2 separate regions of the Mus musculus genome follow, and region 2 is linked to region 1. A link is a loop called in an ENCODE intact Hi-C map of the cell type or tissue named here. Cell type or tissue: heart. All regions are shown on one strand. Each heading gives the region's core, and the rest is flanking DNA. Links, peaks and the distances in the headings are about the cores only.

Region 1 (8,086 bases), core at 3,571-6,070:
ATGTACTCACTGATAAGTGGATATTAGCCCAAAACCTAGGATACCCAAGATATAAGATACAATTTCCTAAACACATGAAACTCAAGAAAAATGAAGACTGAAGTGTGGACACTATGCCCCTCCTTAGAAGTGGGAACAAAACACCCATGGAAGGAGTTACAGAGACCAAGTTTGGAGCTGAGATGAAAGGATGGACCATGTAGAGACTGCCATATCCAGGGATCCACCCCATAATCAGCATCCAAACGCTGACACCATTGCATACACTAGCAAGATTTTATCGAAAGGACCCAGATGTAGCTGTCTCTTGTGAGACTATGCTGGTGCCTAGCAAACACAGAAGTGGATGCTCACAGTCAGCTAATGAATGGATCACAGGACTCCCAATGGAGGAGCTAGAGAAAGTACCCAAGGAGCTAAAGGGATCTGCAACCCTATAGGTGGAACAACATTATGAACTAACCAGTACCCCAGAGCTCTGGACTCTAGCTGCATATGTATCAAAAGATGGCCTAGTCGGCCATCACTGGAAAGAGAGGCCCATTGGACACGCAAACTGTATATGCCCCAGTACAGGGGAACGCCAGGGCCAAAAAGGGGGAGTGGGTGGGTAGGGGAGTGGGGGTGGGTGGGTATGGGGGACTTTTGGTATAGCATTGGAAATGTAAATGAGCTAAATACCTAATAAAAATGGAAAAAAAAAACAGACAAAGGGTCTGATTTGTCCCTTGGTTTGTTCTGTGCTGACCTGTGGTATAAATGGAAGTAAGTTATTAGAAATACTGCACCAGATTAGGACTGACAGTTTCTGGTCCACCTGCGAGCTCCCTGGCTCTCTGGACAGGCATAACTAATCAATAACAACCCTTTTCATGGTGTGATGCATTTGCCCTCCCACACTTCAACCTAGCACCCTCAACTGGTCAGTCAGTATTGGTGGGCCTCTTTGTCACCCATACCAAAACACACTTCTTAGTTGTTTACAAAGGCTGTGGTTGGGAGCGTAACAGGCTTTGGAGATTCTGCCATGCCCTGTGTGACGTTATCTTACCCACTTCCTGTGTGACATTGGGATAACTCTGATGTTGAGAATTTTGCTGACAGAAACATGAGAAATTACCTCTGTAAAGATTCCATCAAGTGAGCCTGCCTGCGTTGCCTCCCTCTGTGTGTTTGTGATGTGGTCAGTTAAGCAAGGGATAATAATTTAAGCCAGTTGTGATAACAGAGTTAGAACTGGGCTTCTGTTTGTCCCCTACCACCGTGTGAATTATTGAGAGCAACCCATGGCTCTCATGGAGAACAGTGACATCCATTCCACCTTTCCTCCTGTTGTGTCACTTGTCAAACTGTCCAAATGTGCCCCCTTTCACCTTCCACTTCAACGATAGTCTCCTTTTGAGGTCACTGACATGTTTAATTCCTTGGCTAAGCTCTCTCCCCATCTAAATGTCGCCACCCTTGTCATAGAACTTACTTTCTACACACATAAAACTTAACCTGGACATTTTCTCTAAGGTGAGCTCTTGAGCCATTGCCTTTAGAGCAGCCATCTGTCACGCTGGCAATAGTGTTCCAAGAGTAAATTCTATGTCATTTGTTTAGCACTATCCATTATAGATCAGCTTTCACTGAGGGCAGCTTGTGTCAGCAGAAAAATACCTCTTCTCTGGCTTTGTGTCTGTCCTATCAATCAATCAAAGGGAGGAGGACGAGAAACAATGGCGAGACATCGGCCGCATGCTTCTCATGTGTGGAGTTTGTTCACACTCAGTTCACCTTCAAAGTGAGAGTCATCAATCTTGGTGTGCTGGTGGGGAAATGGAAAGAGAGAGGAGGCTGGAGTCAATCTTATGAATTCTAGTTATATCAGCCAGAGTCCTCCTGGCTGCATATGTGCATATGAATGTGTGAGCTTGTAGAAACATGTATACATATTTTATATCTTGTTATCTATCTATCTATCTATCTATCTATCTATCTATCTATCTATCTATCTATCTATCTGTCTGTCTGTCTATCTATCATCTATCTATCATCTATCTACCTACCAATCATCATCTGTATCTATATTTATCATCTGTCTACTCATCTTGCCTCAATTTACTCTATCTATCTATCTATCTATCTATCTATCTATCTATCTATCTATCTATCTATCTATCTATCCATCTATCTATCTACCTATCTATCTACCTATCTATCTACCTACCTATCTATCATCTATTTATTATCATCTATCCACAATGTATCTAGCTGTCTCCTATCTTCTGTCTATTGTCTACCCACATCTATTATGGGTCTGTCGATCAGAAAGGTTCGATTTACAGAATTGGCTCATGTCCATGGCAAAGGCTAGCGAGTCTGTCAGGTGGCTGAAAAATCAGGTAAGAATTATAGAGTAGACATGGATCGCAAATCTGATAGGCAAGACAGCGGGTCAGAAACTTAGGGAAAGTTCCTATGTTAAAGTATCATGGCAGAATTCTCTCTCTGGGGTACCATGAGATCTGTGCTAAAGTCTTTAACTGAACAAATAAGGCCCACTTACACTGTGGAGGGGATATGCCTTACTATTGTTACCTGAGAAAGTATTTAACAAATATTAATTCCATCTATAAAACATCTTCACAATACACATTCATACCAGTGCTTGACCAGACAACTGAGCATCCTGCCCTAAGCAAATTCTCACACAAAACTAGTCATCTCAACAGACTTGGATTTTTGCTTCTTGTATTTTGTTTTTCTATTTCTTTCTTTGTTCGACTTGGGAAAGCTTTGGAAGACAGCTATATTAAAACCTGACAGCTAATCTGTGTTAGCTATTAGGATTTAATAGCTCAAGATCTGGAACCGAGAGACAACTTTTATTTAATGAACATGGAGATACAATCCCTCCACAGAAGACACTTAGTTTGACTGGGGATTTTGAAATGACTCTGTTGGAACTTTAATGCTTTTAGAAAATGTTCTGGGCGTCGAGCAGGCAATTTCTGTTTCCACCCCCGGTGACAGCTTCTTGCCTTGCTGTGATGGGCAGTGTGCTTTCTTACTTCTGTTTTCTTGCTGGGTCTTTCTCTGACCCTTTCCCTCCTCAGTCAGTACTCACAGGAGTACATTCCAGGTGATCCATCCCTTCACATCGCTATGTTCTCTGGATCATGCCCAAGTCAGCAGAGGGAACCTGCTCTGCACATACTGAGCCCGTCGCCTATTATACTGACTGCCCAGTTATCTTGAGCAGCCTGGGCTGACATCTCATTTCCTTGTGCCCAGCATTCTGGGCACTATATGGTGCACCTTTAATAAATATTTATTCAACATCAACTAAAGTGAAGAATGCAACTCTTGATATTCTTTGTCAACCTTCCAGGCCAAATGAAGTTGTTTTTCTTTTTTCATCCAAGTAAATGACTGTCTGCACAGGAGTTCCTCCAAATGCTTGTCATTGTATCATGAATGTTCTCATGAGGAACAAATAAGAGCCAAGAGGTGACTCTCATCAGTGGAATTTGTGTCAAGTTCACAATTTCCCTTCTTCTCAAGAGCAGAACCTAGTGAGCTGTCCAGGGCTCAGCTCATGAGGAATGGTTTGCCATATAGCCATTGCCCCATGGACTCACCCTGAGGCTGCTCTAGGAAGGAAGACAGCAAGATGACAGGTATGAGTACTAACGACTTCAAGGTGGTCTCCTTTATTGTCCCTGGGAACCTATTGCAGCGTTTGTGCGGATGTGATGCAGTGTGTGAGGAGACAGTGATGGATATGTGTTTAGTCTGAACTGTCCAGCATGGCGGCAGCCCTGTGGGGGCAGCTGCCCGGAAGATGAAGGAAGAGGTGCACGTGACTCATCGTGCGCGGCAGACCATCTCATCTTTCCACAGCTGCCAAGACCACAGCTCTGATCACCATATAATGAAATTTCTAATTTTCTCTTTTCAGAAATAAATGAGATATGTCTTCTGCATGGGGGGGGGGGGGGCCTGTAAAGGATTCAGTTCAAGTCCATTTCATTCCATAGTGTCATGGCACTTATTTTAATTTCTTTAAAAATATTTATTCAGGCTCTGAGCCATGCATTAGGAAGCAATTGTGAAGAAGGAGCCATAAACCCTACCTCCAGGGAACTTACAGTCTAGTTAGGGAGTGTCTCAAAGAAGAGAATGCGAAACTGGGGTCAGCCTCCAGCTGCTCCTGCCACATCTAGAGCATTGGCCCCATGCTGGGAGCCACACTCAGGCTACATGTGTCATGTGCCACTATTTTCACATGCTATACTTTTGAAGTAGACTATGTTATGATCTAGTAAGTAAGGAAACAACCCTCGACTCCTTAACAGACTTTATTCAAAAGCTTTAAGTCAGGGACAAGAGACTTAAACTAAGGATAGATGTCTTTGGAGCCCGATCAACTTCTCATCACTACATCAGGCATCTCTGTATATCTACATGGCCAACCTGGTTGTGTGTTCATCTAAACGCTATGAGTAAAGTGCATGGGAGACTCAGAAGAAGCCTAGTGGATGGGACTTTGGTCCGGGATTCAAAGACTGTGTTGACGCCCATCATGCAGAAGACCTGGGAAAGCACTCTAGAGCTGGGCACAGTGTTGTGCTGGAGTATGTAACGGTCTAGAGCAGTGGTTTTTAGTCTTCCTAATGGAGCGACCCTTTAATACAGTTCCTCGTGGTGACCCCAACCATAAAATTTCTTTTGTTTCTACTTCATAACTGTAATTTTGCTACCGTTATGAATTGTAATATAAATATCTGATATACAGGATATCTGAATGTACGACCCCTTGAAAGTGTTATTCACCCCTAAAGGGGTCACCAATCACAAGTTGAGAAATGCTGGTGAAGTGTCATGAGGTAGAGGGGAGGAGGAGATGTAGAGAAAGAGGCTTCCAGTGAGGATGGGGAGTCAGACCCGCAAGAGGAATCCTGAGTGTTTCTGAGGGGACAGAAGCACAGACTGCGTTGAAGTCTAGGGGCAATGAGATAAGAAATCCAAGCGGCAAAATCTTGAATTGGCCAGTAGGGGGGGACCTAACGTGCAAGTCTAGGGGCTCATTGGGACTCCACTGTTGGTCTCCTTCAGCTTCTGTACAATGCCTCTGACCTGTGTCTTGGGAACAGCTCGTCAGTAGTTAGGTTTTTTTAAGGTAGAAATAATTTCCCCTGTAAGTACATCAGCATACTTTTATTCCCTAACTGCGTGAGGAAATAAAACACTGTATTTATGTCAGTATAAGGACAAGGCAGGGGACATTGGAAACATGGCCCAGACCACTTCTGTACATCAAAGGAATTATTCCTCTAGGTGCTGAGAGGGCTGCCAGCAGACAGCCCTTTACTCTTAGTCCCCTTTCAGGAATTCAGTCACTTCTCACAGCTTCTCCCTTTCCTGAGCCACTCACAGTTGTCAATGGTAGCTCCCCCCACCCCCCAACCTCTGTGATTATAAATGTCCTTACCTCAATTTGGGACAAGTTTCTGAAAGACAAGGCTCCTGTGACATTGCTGAGCCCTCTCTGTCTAGAGTGTCCCCTGCTTCTTTCTCCTTGGCCCTACTGCCCCCTCCACAGTCTCCCAAGTGCAGGCACCCAGCTTCAAAGGGAGCTTCCTTGCAGCAGCTGATGACTGAGTTCATGTGGGACCCTCCTTACTCTGTTCACTCCTCTTACTCCATGCTAGGGATATGTGTCCCATAATGCTATTGCTCTTGGTTTGTACCATCATCCATAGCTCTCTTGTTGTTGAACCCAGGTGACCTTAAATTCTTCCTGGGGGGACAGAACAAGGCTTCAGAACCTCTCAGAAAGTTAGGAATGGAGACCTACATAGAGTACATTTCTGCAAGATCATAGAGCTAGCGATACAGACATTTCCCAACTTTCTGGTTAATTCTACTGAATGCTGCAAACAGAACTGCCCATGTCTTGTGATTTGATTTTATGTATGTATGTATGTATGTATGTATGTATGTATGTATGTATGTATGTGTGTGTGTATGTATGTGTATGTGTATGTATGTATATGTAGAGGCCAGAGGAGTATTATGATGTGTCTTCTTCTATGGTTTTCATCTGTTTTTGAGAGCATGTGTTACTGTTCTGGCTAGTTTTATGTCAACTTGGTACAAGCTAAAGCTAGCTGAGAGGGAACCTCAGAGGGAAAAAAAAAGCCTCCATAGGATCAGGTTGTAGGCAAGCCTATAGAGAATTTTTTAAATTAGTTATTAATTCAGAGGGTATAGCCCATTGTGGGTGGTGCTACCCCAGGCTGGTTGTCCTAGGTTCTATAAGAAAGCAGATTGATCAAGACATGAGGAGCAAGCCAGGAAGCAGCACTCCTCCATGGCCTCTGCATCAGTTCCTGCCTCCAGGTTCCTGCCCTGTTTGAGTTCCTGTCCTGACTTCCTTTAATGATGCACTGTGATGTGGCCAAATGAATGCTTTCCTTCCCAACTTGCTTTAGTCACAGTGTTTATCCCAGTAATAGAAACCCTGACTAGGACAGCCCCGAGCCTTGAGCTTGCTGTTTCAGTTAGGCACAAGCTCCTAGAGGAACCATTCTAAGCCCTTAACACTGGGCTTATAGGCTTGATGTTAGGGATTTGAACTCAGGTCCTCTTGCAGTCATGGTAAGTGTTCTTACTTAAGGAGCAATCTCTCAACCCCCTTTCTTTGTTTCTGTTTGTTCTCAGGCTTGGCAAGTAAACTAGGAGCTCACACAGATCTTGCCAGGAAAGATCTCTACATTGACCTATAGTCTCAGCCCTTCTTATGCTTTTTAATACACTAATATCCCAGACATGTTGGGCCCAGAATTTCCATTTCTGGGTCTGAAACTGTGTATCTATCAGCTAGTGGTCAGCTTTTAACACCCCTACTAAAACTGTGGCCTCAGCCAAATAGTAAGCAATAGGTTTTAAACAGCATCACTGAAGATGCCCCAGCTCTAATGTGTGTGTGTGTGTGTGTGTGTGTGTGTGTGTGTGTGTGTGTGTTGGGGGGCAGTCACAAACTTTGTTTGCTACAGAGCTGTCCCAAGGGTTCTAAAGTGAAGAAGGAAAGGCAGAGAGGTATGCATTGGGCTGGTGTGTGTGTGGGGGCAACATGAAGCCTGGAAAGGAGAGGGATAATAGAGATAATAGGGAGATATGGGAGGGGAGAACGGGGGTGGGGGAGAAGACAGAAGAAGAGGGAAGAGGGGAGAGGAAGGAGGAGGTGGTGGGACAAGAGAGAAAGTTGTCAGGCAGATGTGGAAAAGAGTAGAAAGCAGAAGGCATACGGTGAGCAGGCTTTTCTAGCTGACACAATGGTAACTTCCCTACTCACTGGACAGCCTGTTATTTGTGGATTTGAGCTTGTTGGATCAGTACGTTTTATGATCTGAAATAATCTATTCAGAGCCAGTGTCTTGAGGAGAGGGTTGCCTACGGCTGGGATCTCAGTTCACTCTGCCAACAGGGCTTTGAGAAGCCTGTAAGGGTGTCACGGTATCAGGGGACCAAGAGGACTCGCATCTGGTGCTGAGTGAGGAATTGAGATTAAGTGGGGGTATCTGGGGATATAGATCCCCCTCCCCCATTGATGACCAGGCAATGTGTGCCCTAGAGAGAGCCTGGGGTTTTGGCTCTGCAGTTGCTTTGAAAGAAAGAAGCAGATCACTGCATGCAATTTATTATTTTTTAGGACATAATAGCTAACAGTTCTGAAAACACTCTGGCTGTGCTCCACAGCTCATCAACTCGCACAGCGCCAAGGAATGAAGGAGAAAGTCCAGATGTACCAGAGTGCTGCTGAGGTACGGGGTGCTGTGTTTCCTCTCCTAGGGACCTGGGGTAGTCCCCACCTGTACGAGCCCCTTGCACCAATAGCCTCAAGCTTCCTGAATAGTGTTCAGGTTTGATCAGATCCAATAGGAGTCCTAATTGTTGGTGTCGAGAAGTTATGGAAAGTTCAAGGGATGGGACAGACCGGAGGTTTGCCCTGTCTTCTTCTTTGCTGTGGCCTCGGGATGCCATATGGCTGCTGTGACCCTAGATGTGGCTCAGAGGTCTCAGCTCACAGTGTGGG
Region 2 (8,086 bases), core at 3,305-5,804, 350 kb after region 1:
TCCTACAATATTTAACATTTGCCTTTTATGGAACATGTTCTTAACCTCTGATATAGTAAATGCTAAGCTAATGTTGAGAAATGAGCGATTTTATGCAAGGCTGTCTAAATAGAATTATGGCTGAATGAATCATTATTAAGTGCAGTATCTTTTCCCAATGGGAAATAAGAATTTTAAACACCACATCTATGCATGCATTCAGAAATCATCAAGCTATTAACTTTTTGAAATCAAGTCTTCTCATGTTTAAATGGATGTAGTAACTCCCACTGGTAAAGTACAAACGAGTCTGAAAGACCTTTTTAAAACCAGCATGCACCAAATGTGATTGACTGTATTTAAGGATGTGTTTTTGCATCAGCACCCAAAGTTCAAAGCCCTGCTCTGCATCTTCCATCTATTGGCTATATGGCCTTGTGACACTACTTGACCTCTTGGCTCACACTTGCCTTCCATGTATAAGGTAGGTGTGACATACCACCCATAAAAGGTGTTGCAGTGATTAAAGATGACATTTTTAAAGTAATGTAGGTGGGAATCCCAGCATGAACGCTTACTAGCTATGTGGTCTTAAGCAAATTGTTAAGTTTAATATTTTTTTATTTGTAAAAATAGGGCAATTCCAGATTTATATATTTTATAGGCACTAAATGAAATAACACATGAAAGTGTTTGACATAAACCTTGATATATAGATAATATTTGTTAGAGGTTGAAATTTTGTGCTGTCTTTGAGCTCATATATAAAACCTCTAATCCCAGGGGAGATATATTTGGATGTGAAGCCTAAGGAAGTAACTAAGTCATGAAGTGGAGCCCTAAGCAGAGCAAATTAGTGTCTTCCAAAGAATAGATACTAGAGAAAATCCTCCCTTTCTTCCTACCATTCTGTTCCTTAACTTTCAGCCAATCCCATACCTCCTTTGGGGGTATACGCTAAGAAAGAGTCACGTAAAGATTTAGCCAGGAGATACCATCTGCAGATGGGGGAAGAGAGAATTAACCTTACTAGCAAAATGACCTAGACTTTCCAACCTTTACAATGATGAGAAGGTAAACTGATATTATTTAAACCAGCCAGTGTATGGTGGTTTAGCCAACAACATATAAATATGTGTGTGTGTGTGTATACACATATCTATCTATCTATATATGTATATATACATATACATACATATATACATATATATCTATATACATATATATCCAAAATTATACATGCACACACAATACACACACACAAATATATATATATTTGTTTTGGCAGCCCAAATGTACTAACATAACACTCAGAGAATATTACTCTCTGTCACCATCATCATCATCACTACCACCACCAATAGGTCATTATTGTCATTATAACTAGTAAAGTAAATTTCTCACTATATTAGAGATATACAACTTTTATCTATTGTTATTAAAAGTGATATTATTTTTTAAAAATATCTGGACAGTTTAAACCTAAAGAATTTTCCAAGTTTTAGGCAGTCACCTGTAGTTCTGAGATAAATATCATCTTGTATTAACCACAATTGCCAAAGATGAACAAAAATAAGTGGTATTTTTGGACCACAACCCAACACTTTCTTCCAAAACAATAACAAAAGGACTGTGGAAGTAAATCTAGTTTTCTGTAGTTGGCTGGCTAGCTCGTGCTTGGGTGAATTGGGATAACCGTCCTGAGTACCATGTAAAGTTTGTCTTTGTATTGTTCAAATGTTGATTTCCATGCTGGCTCAGAACCCAGTACAGGCCGGACTTTGGTATTGTTATTCCAATTGTTTAGCACCTGCATCATATTTTGTAAACATTCGTATCCATCACTGTCTGATTGGTTTAATAAAGAGATGATGGCCTATAGAAGGACAGGAGAGGAAAGATGGGACATCCAGGCAGAGATAGGAACTCTGGAAAGAATTGAGACTTGGAGGAGATAAGATGAACGGGACATAGTGAGTGGTAACAGGCCACATAGCAAACATGGAATAGAGTAGAACAGGTTAATTAAATTATACAAGCTAGCTGGGAACAAGCCTAAGGTATAAGGCCTAAGCTTTCATAAATAACAAAAAGTCTCCATGTTATTATTGGAAGCTGGGGCGCGGGTGGGGGGGGGGGGTGGGGATTCCAGTGATCAGTGAGGATTTGAACTCCATTGTTTAAATCTCAGACTAAGCTCAACTACATTGTCAACACTGAGTCTCCAAGCCAACATGGAAGCCGATCTCACAAGACCCAGACTTAAAAACAAACTCAGCCAGTTACTAAGCTCATGACACTCACCATCAACCGACAGTCATTTCTCTATTTACCCACTCAGAGTGGATATGGGCATTATCACATATCTGATATTTCCCACGGCAAGTGTTCTGGAGATTATCAAAGACTTTTCTCCTTTAGCTCTTGTTATCTTTTCAACTGATAAGATGGAAATTTGCACCCTCTCATTTGTCAAAATCATCATCATCAAGCTCAGGAATTATTTTAACCAACCAAATAACTTTAAAATGTTATCTCTACAGTCCAGGTCACCCCTCTCCACCCATGAAAACATAGCTCAAAGGCCATTCTTGCATTATATGTCTATTCTGTTTCATCCTGCCATACCCTCCAGTTTAAGGCAATACACAGAAAACTTTTCATAGGTCTGTTTAATGAGCTTCAATTATTTTATTTACCCCTGCAGACTTCTTAGGGATAAATGTTAAATTAGTGTTTTGAAGCATTCCCAGTGACTAGGGCTAGCCTGTCTGTTTGGATAAGGGGTGTGGAGGGCGCCCTGGCCACATCACAGCCATATAGATAAGGGAGACAGGATGCCACCTAACCTTCTGACATTTGCTCTAGCACAGCAGCGGAGCAGGGGAATGGAGCGTGTGGGTGTGCCTCGTTAATCGGGCAGAGCAGACTAAACAAGCCCACACGTTCTGACCATTTCCTTCCTTTGGCTTTTTAATGAAAGTCCTTTCTACCAGAGAGTGAAAACAGTCATTTGTTCATTCATTTAGCATGCACTGGGTACCTACCCTAAGACAGGCCTTCTGCTAGTGACAGGGCTGAGGAGATAAATATAGCACATTTCCTCAAGGAGGGCAAGGCTGATGGGCAAGACAAACACACAGACATAGGAATACAGGGTGGTAGACACAGTATTGCACCAACTCTGAATAAGGCTGGAAGAATGAAGCAGCTCCTCTACCAGGGGTGTGGAAGAGCCTCATAGAAGAGTCCTCACTGGCTTTTACAAAATAAACAAGAATTTAGCAAAAGGATAAGACGCTAGTATGTCACTGACCATCTTTCAGGACTCTAAACTTACCTAAGTACTTTATATTCTTCATTAGGAATTACTACTTCAGCCTCACTTAAGAATACTTGGAGCTCAGCAAATCATTGAGCACCCAAGACCATCAAGGTGGTAAAGACTAGGAAGAATGCTATATTCAGTAGAGGGCAGGGCATTTTGAAAAGCATAAGTGTGCCACCACAGGATAAATATGTAGAAGCCAAGCCGGAGGATGACAATGAGCTCAGGTGATGGAAAGGCTGGGGGTGCACTTAGATGGGTTTCTCTTGTTGTTCCTGGGAGCTAAAAATCAGACTTATGATTTAGGAGAACAACTCCAGCCGAAGTGAAGAGAAAAATTAGTAGCAGATGGAAGGCAAGGCGATGAACCAAGAGGCCATTGCCTTCATCCAGGCAAGAGGCACCAGTGAATGGAATGCAACGCTTATTCAATAGAGTCAGGGATTGCCAAATCCAAGTGAGCTGGGGCAGCGTTCTGGGGCGGCTCCCTGGATGAGGCACAGTTTCATGCAAATGCTCGTTGTGATTGTCTGAATTCTGCAGCTGGGAAGTTAAAGTTCAGAAGGATGAGGTAGGTCATAGAGAGTGTCAGCCCTACAGCTGCCCTCCCCCTTCACCCAGAGTGAGTTAGAGGTCCTCTCTTCTCTTCCTGACATCCTCTCTCAGTTCAATGAACACATCACTGGACACCCATCCTGTCGGTACAGCCATGACTGCTTTCCAGCAAGTCATGGTGGAATCTCTCTCAGATCATGGACAAGATCCAGTCGTGCAGAAAGGCTGATGGTAGAGAAGCCCCTAACAATGAGCAAATGTTCAGGGAAAGCCCCCGTGATTCCCCGAAGGAGTTCAGGCAAAGCCAGCCTTCCCTGAGCACATGCCTCACTGAGCAGGCAGATTGAGCAGAGCTTAGGGGGTGATGAAAAGCAGGATGCTGCAGAGTCTGAGTCGAGCTTGGAAACCAGAGTGCAGTCACTAGCAATAAAGCCTACCCTCCTCTAGGTACCAGAGGAGGTAAGAACAAAAGGATACTGTGCAGAGATGCTCCCTAACAGGAAGAGACCTGTGGCTTGTTAAAGGTCCCATTCTGTGTTAACAATAACCATGGCAGCTCCCACATCCTGCACAGGCTCCTGCTGATCTCCCATGGCCACCTGTCAAGCATCCCAGGAGGCTATACTAACTACTTTATGTTTCCTCCTAGGCAGCTTCTTGACTCTGCTCCTCAGCAGAGAAGGATGGTCCTGTCTTCAGATCCATTGACTTGGAGAAAAGCCAGCCACAGGGACGGCAGGAAAAAAAAACAGGCCACCAGGCCAGGGATAGAGTGACCTCAGGTGACACAACCAGTGTCTCAGGGGCCTTCCTCAGTCTTTAGGCAAGCATGACTTGAGGGAAATGTCACAGGCCCTGCCCCTTAGCTTGTATGGACCTGACTGACAACAGCCGGTATCCCAAGAATCTTGTACTTCTCACAAGAGGGAAAATGTCTATACTTGCTGGTTAAGCATGTGGAAAGTAGTCAAAACAAAACAAAGCAAGAATAAAATACTCAGTAATAAAATGGTATGAACCAAAATAAGCCAGGTAGCTGTGAAGGCAGGAGGTGATGCATAGGGTAGCGGGTGACCCTCAGAGCAGCATTACACATTTCTGTGTACCAGTTTATTCAAATGAAGCAAGGAAGCAAGGCTTCCTTTCTGGTATTCTCTCTTGAAGCTTACCACCTAGAGCCTTCCATGAGTACTAGCCTACTACATCACGCCTTGAAAATGTTCTAGCCAGTCCTGCCTCCCCAACTTGGCTCATAACTTTTTTCTGCTTGCCATGCCCTCTGACCTTTTCCTTAACTCTCAGCCATAGCTATTGTTCCAGCTCATTTTGTACCTCCATTCCCATAAACTTTGAGTCTGAGTTTGAGTTGCCTAGGAAACAAAAGACCGGGTCAGAGACTTGGATGCGGGTAGTTTTGTTGAAACTGATCCTGGGAAACAGAAGTTAGAGAGTGTGGTGTGTGAAGGGAAGAAAATAAAACTGAAGGAAGGTGCATGGGTCAGACTGCTAGGCAGGAATCCCCGAGACAAAAGACATGTAGAGAATACCTCTTAGAATTATCTACCTGATAGGTGAAGATCAGGCATTTGATCTTCAGGCTTCTATCTCCCTCGGTCCTTGCCCTACTCCCTGATGAAGACTGTCTTGGGCACTGTCTTAGCTTAGACAAGACTACTAAGCCTAAAATAGGATAAAAGTCCTGTGATAGGAAATATAACAAAATGTGTTCCCAAAAGCAAAGACTTGATCCTGGGAGATCAAAGCCAAGAGAATGAATACTCGTTAGTAGGTAAGTTACCACTCTATTCCCTGGGGCTACCCCTTCCGAGACACTGAGGAATCTTGTGTAGAATGGAGCCTCAGAGCCATCTGTGCAGAGAAGAGAGGGGCCCGAAAGTCTGAAACCACCGATTCCTTTAGTCATCGTAGGAACTTTGAAGACTCTCCCTGGATTTGAGATAGGGAGCTTCATTCTCTGGTCCTTCCAATATTCCCAAACATACAGCATACACTGAGGGCAGGGTTTAACTGTTTAGGAAAAACAAAAAACAAAAAACAAAACAAAAAACCCAAAGGGCATGGAATTTTAAGTACTGGCTTTTAGAAATCAAGTCTGTGTAGGCAAAAGGACAGTGGATATCACACACACACACACACACACACACACACACACACACACACACACACACACACACAGTGTGTGTGTGCTTGCCTCCTAAGAATTAGACTAAGGAGAAGCTGAAAATCAGGGACTCTGGCTAAGACAGGTGCCTCAGAGCTGCCCATCAGAACTGTGGCTAAGCTGAGGAGGGTGGGGAGGTTGCAAATGGAAGACTGGGGTTGTCCCTCACTGGTACTCACTTTGCCATGAGGACTGACCTGCCTTTTCTCAGAACGCTTCCTTCTAAGTGATCTCTAGATGCAGAGGCTGTCCTGCGTGTGTGTAGGAGGTCTGTACCTGGAAGTAGACTGCAGATTCTAGGGGTCAGGATAAGAGTGAGGGGATCTGAAGCTTTAGTTTTCATCATTTAGCACAAATTATTTCATCTGGTTGTGATTTTTTTTTTTAGTTTTGGGAAAAATAGAAAACATCTTGCATAATCTTCCCTTACTTGTTTATAAAGTCATCTCCGGCCACCCCCATCTATCAATTTATGTATCTTGTATCTATCTGCCATCTGTATATCCATCTCAGGTCTTAAATCTGCTATGTACATCTCAGAAATAACAAGAATGCCGTCTCTCTTTTCTCTGAGTTAACCCCATTAACTAGGGATGCTCCTGACTTCCCTGGTCTCCCAGGAATCCTCCCTTTATCGGAATCCTTTCCTGTCAAGGCATCTGTTTACCAGATATTTGGGTAAGGTAGTGTCCTGCAACCTAGACCATTCTTCTCCATTTTTCCCTATTTGGAGCCACAGTGTACCTAAGAGAAACCTTAGGATTCAGTGCAGCATCTGGGGTGAGCAGTCAGTTCAAGCAGGACAGCCAATAGGCTTGCCTCCTGTCTGACTTGGCAAGGGACACCATTTTATATGATCAATTGTGTAACATTAGCCTGGGAATTGGGACATCTGCTCTTCCCTTCTTCTCAGGCCTGACAGGATGAGGATAAATAGGAGGGGTTTGCAAGATTGGAATGAGGCGTAGAAATGCCACGATCATGTGCAACACACGCTTCATCAGCAGTGTCTTCCCTCCAATGGCAAAGGTTGTTGTTTCCCTGAGCCTTCAGAAAACAGTGCTTCTTGTCAAAAAAAGCTTGGATTATCTCACAATAAGGAGTATTTCTAGTAGCTTCTATGAACTTTCCAAAATAAGTTGGCTCGAAGAGGTAGAACAGGACTTAGCCTATATGACAGTTTTCTGCCACTTCTTCCCACCTCATTAAATGTTTTTAAGGACAATGTTGCGTATGAATTCACAGCCAGACATTGTTTAAAACAATGATTCAAGCAAGCTATTTTCTGCCCTATTCTATTTTTTCTCTCAATCAAATCCTATTTCCCTTCTTGAAACATGCTAATGAGTTTGAAGTGTGTCCTTAAAACATGCTTGGTGTGTACAGGTCTCTCTAGAAATCACCTAGATTATAAAACTTATTCTAGATTTCACTTTTGTTAACAACGTTGGCATTTTGATGTTGTGGGAAGGACTATTATTTGCTTGGTTGGATCTTGCGGGTTTTTTAAAAAATATATATGGCTGCAGTTACATTAGTGCGTATGTGATAGCATATTGCTGTCTATTGCCCTCCCTTCTAGAGAAATCATCTAAACTAGACTTATGCAAATCACTTTCCTCTTTGTTGCTTTATCTCTGCACATTTATGTTCTCTTGTTTGTCCTTACATAAATTACACACCCAGAATATAGTCCTATGTGGTTTATTCTTTGAACTGAATGTTATTGGTTTTGCTCAGATTTGTCTATGTGAATGGTGAAGCTGTTCTTAATTGACCTTCATTGTTGGAGGATATGTTCCCACAGACTATCCTGTAATTAACTTATCTATCTACTACAGGCGGACATTTGCTTTTTTCCCTGTTGTTGGTATTCTAAACTGCCTCGTGTTGAATGCTGTGACCCTGCTTCCATGTGTCACCAGGCAGGAGATCATCTAAGGAAACCCTGAAGCCTGGCTGAGTCATAGACACTTCTGATCTGAGCAATGCCAAACCACTCTTCTACTCCCCCAATGGCTATGAGAAGTTCCTTTGCCACA

The links. Peaks named below come from ENCODE experiments on the same cell type or tissue, not always from the same donor. Only the 100,000 strongest peaks of a DNase experiment are listed, where the experiment ranks them.
Region 2: it touches region 1 in a loop (2.0-fold over the local background); 3 of 42 quality-filtered maps call a loop at or near these places.

Annotation. Positions count from the first base shown.
Region 1 is chr4:105,912,145-105,920,230 of GRCm38, reverse strand. No RefSeq gene overlaps it. Among named protein-coding and RNA genes, the nearest start is that of Gm29922, 70 kb to the right of the region's middle. In heart, for the core only: a CTCF peak has its summit at 5,039 (motif pointing right); no DNase peak of the experiment used is centred there; H3K27me3 peaks cover 713 bases.
Region 2 is chr4:105,561,721-105,569,806 of GRCm38, reverse strand. No RefSeq gene overlaps it. Among named protein-coding and RNA genes, the nearest start is that of Gm40217, 250 kb to the right of the region's middle. In heart, for the core only: no CTCF peak of the experiment used is centred there; no DNase peak of the experiment used is centred there; H3K27ac peaks cover 213 bases.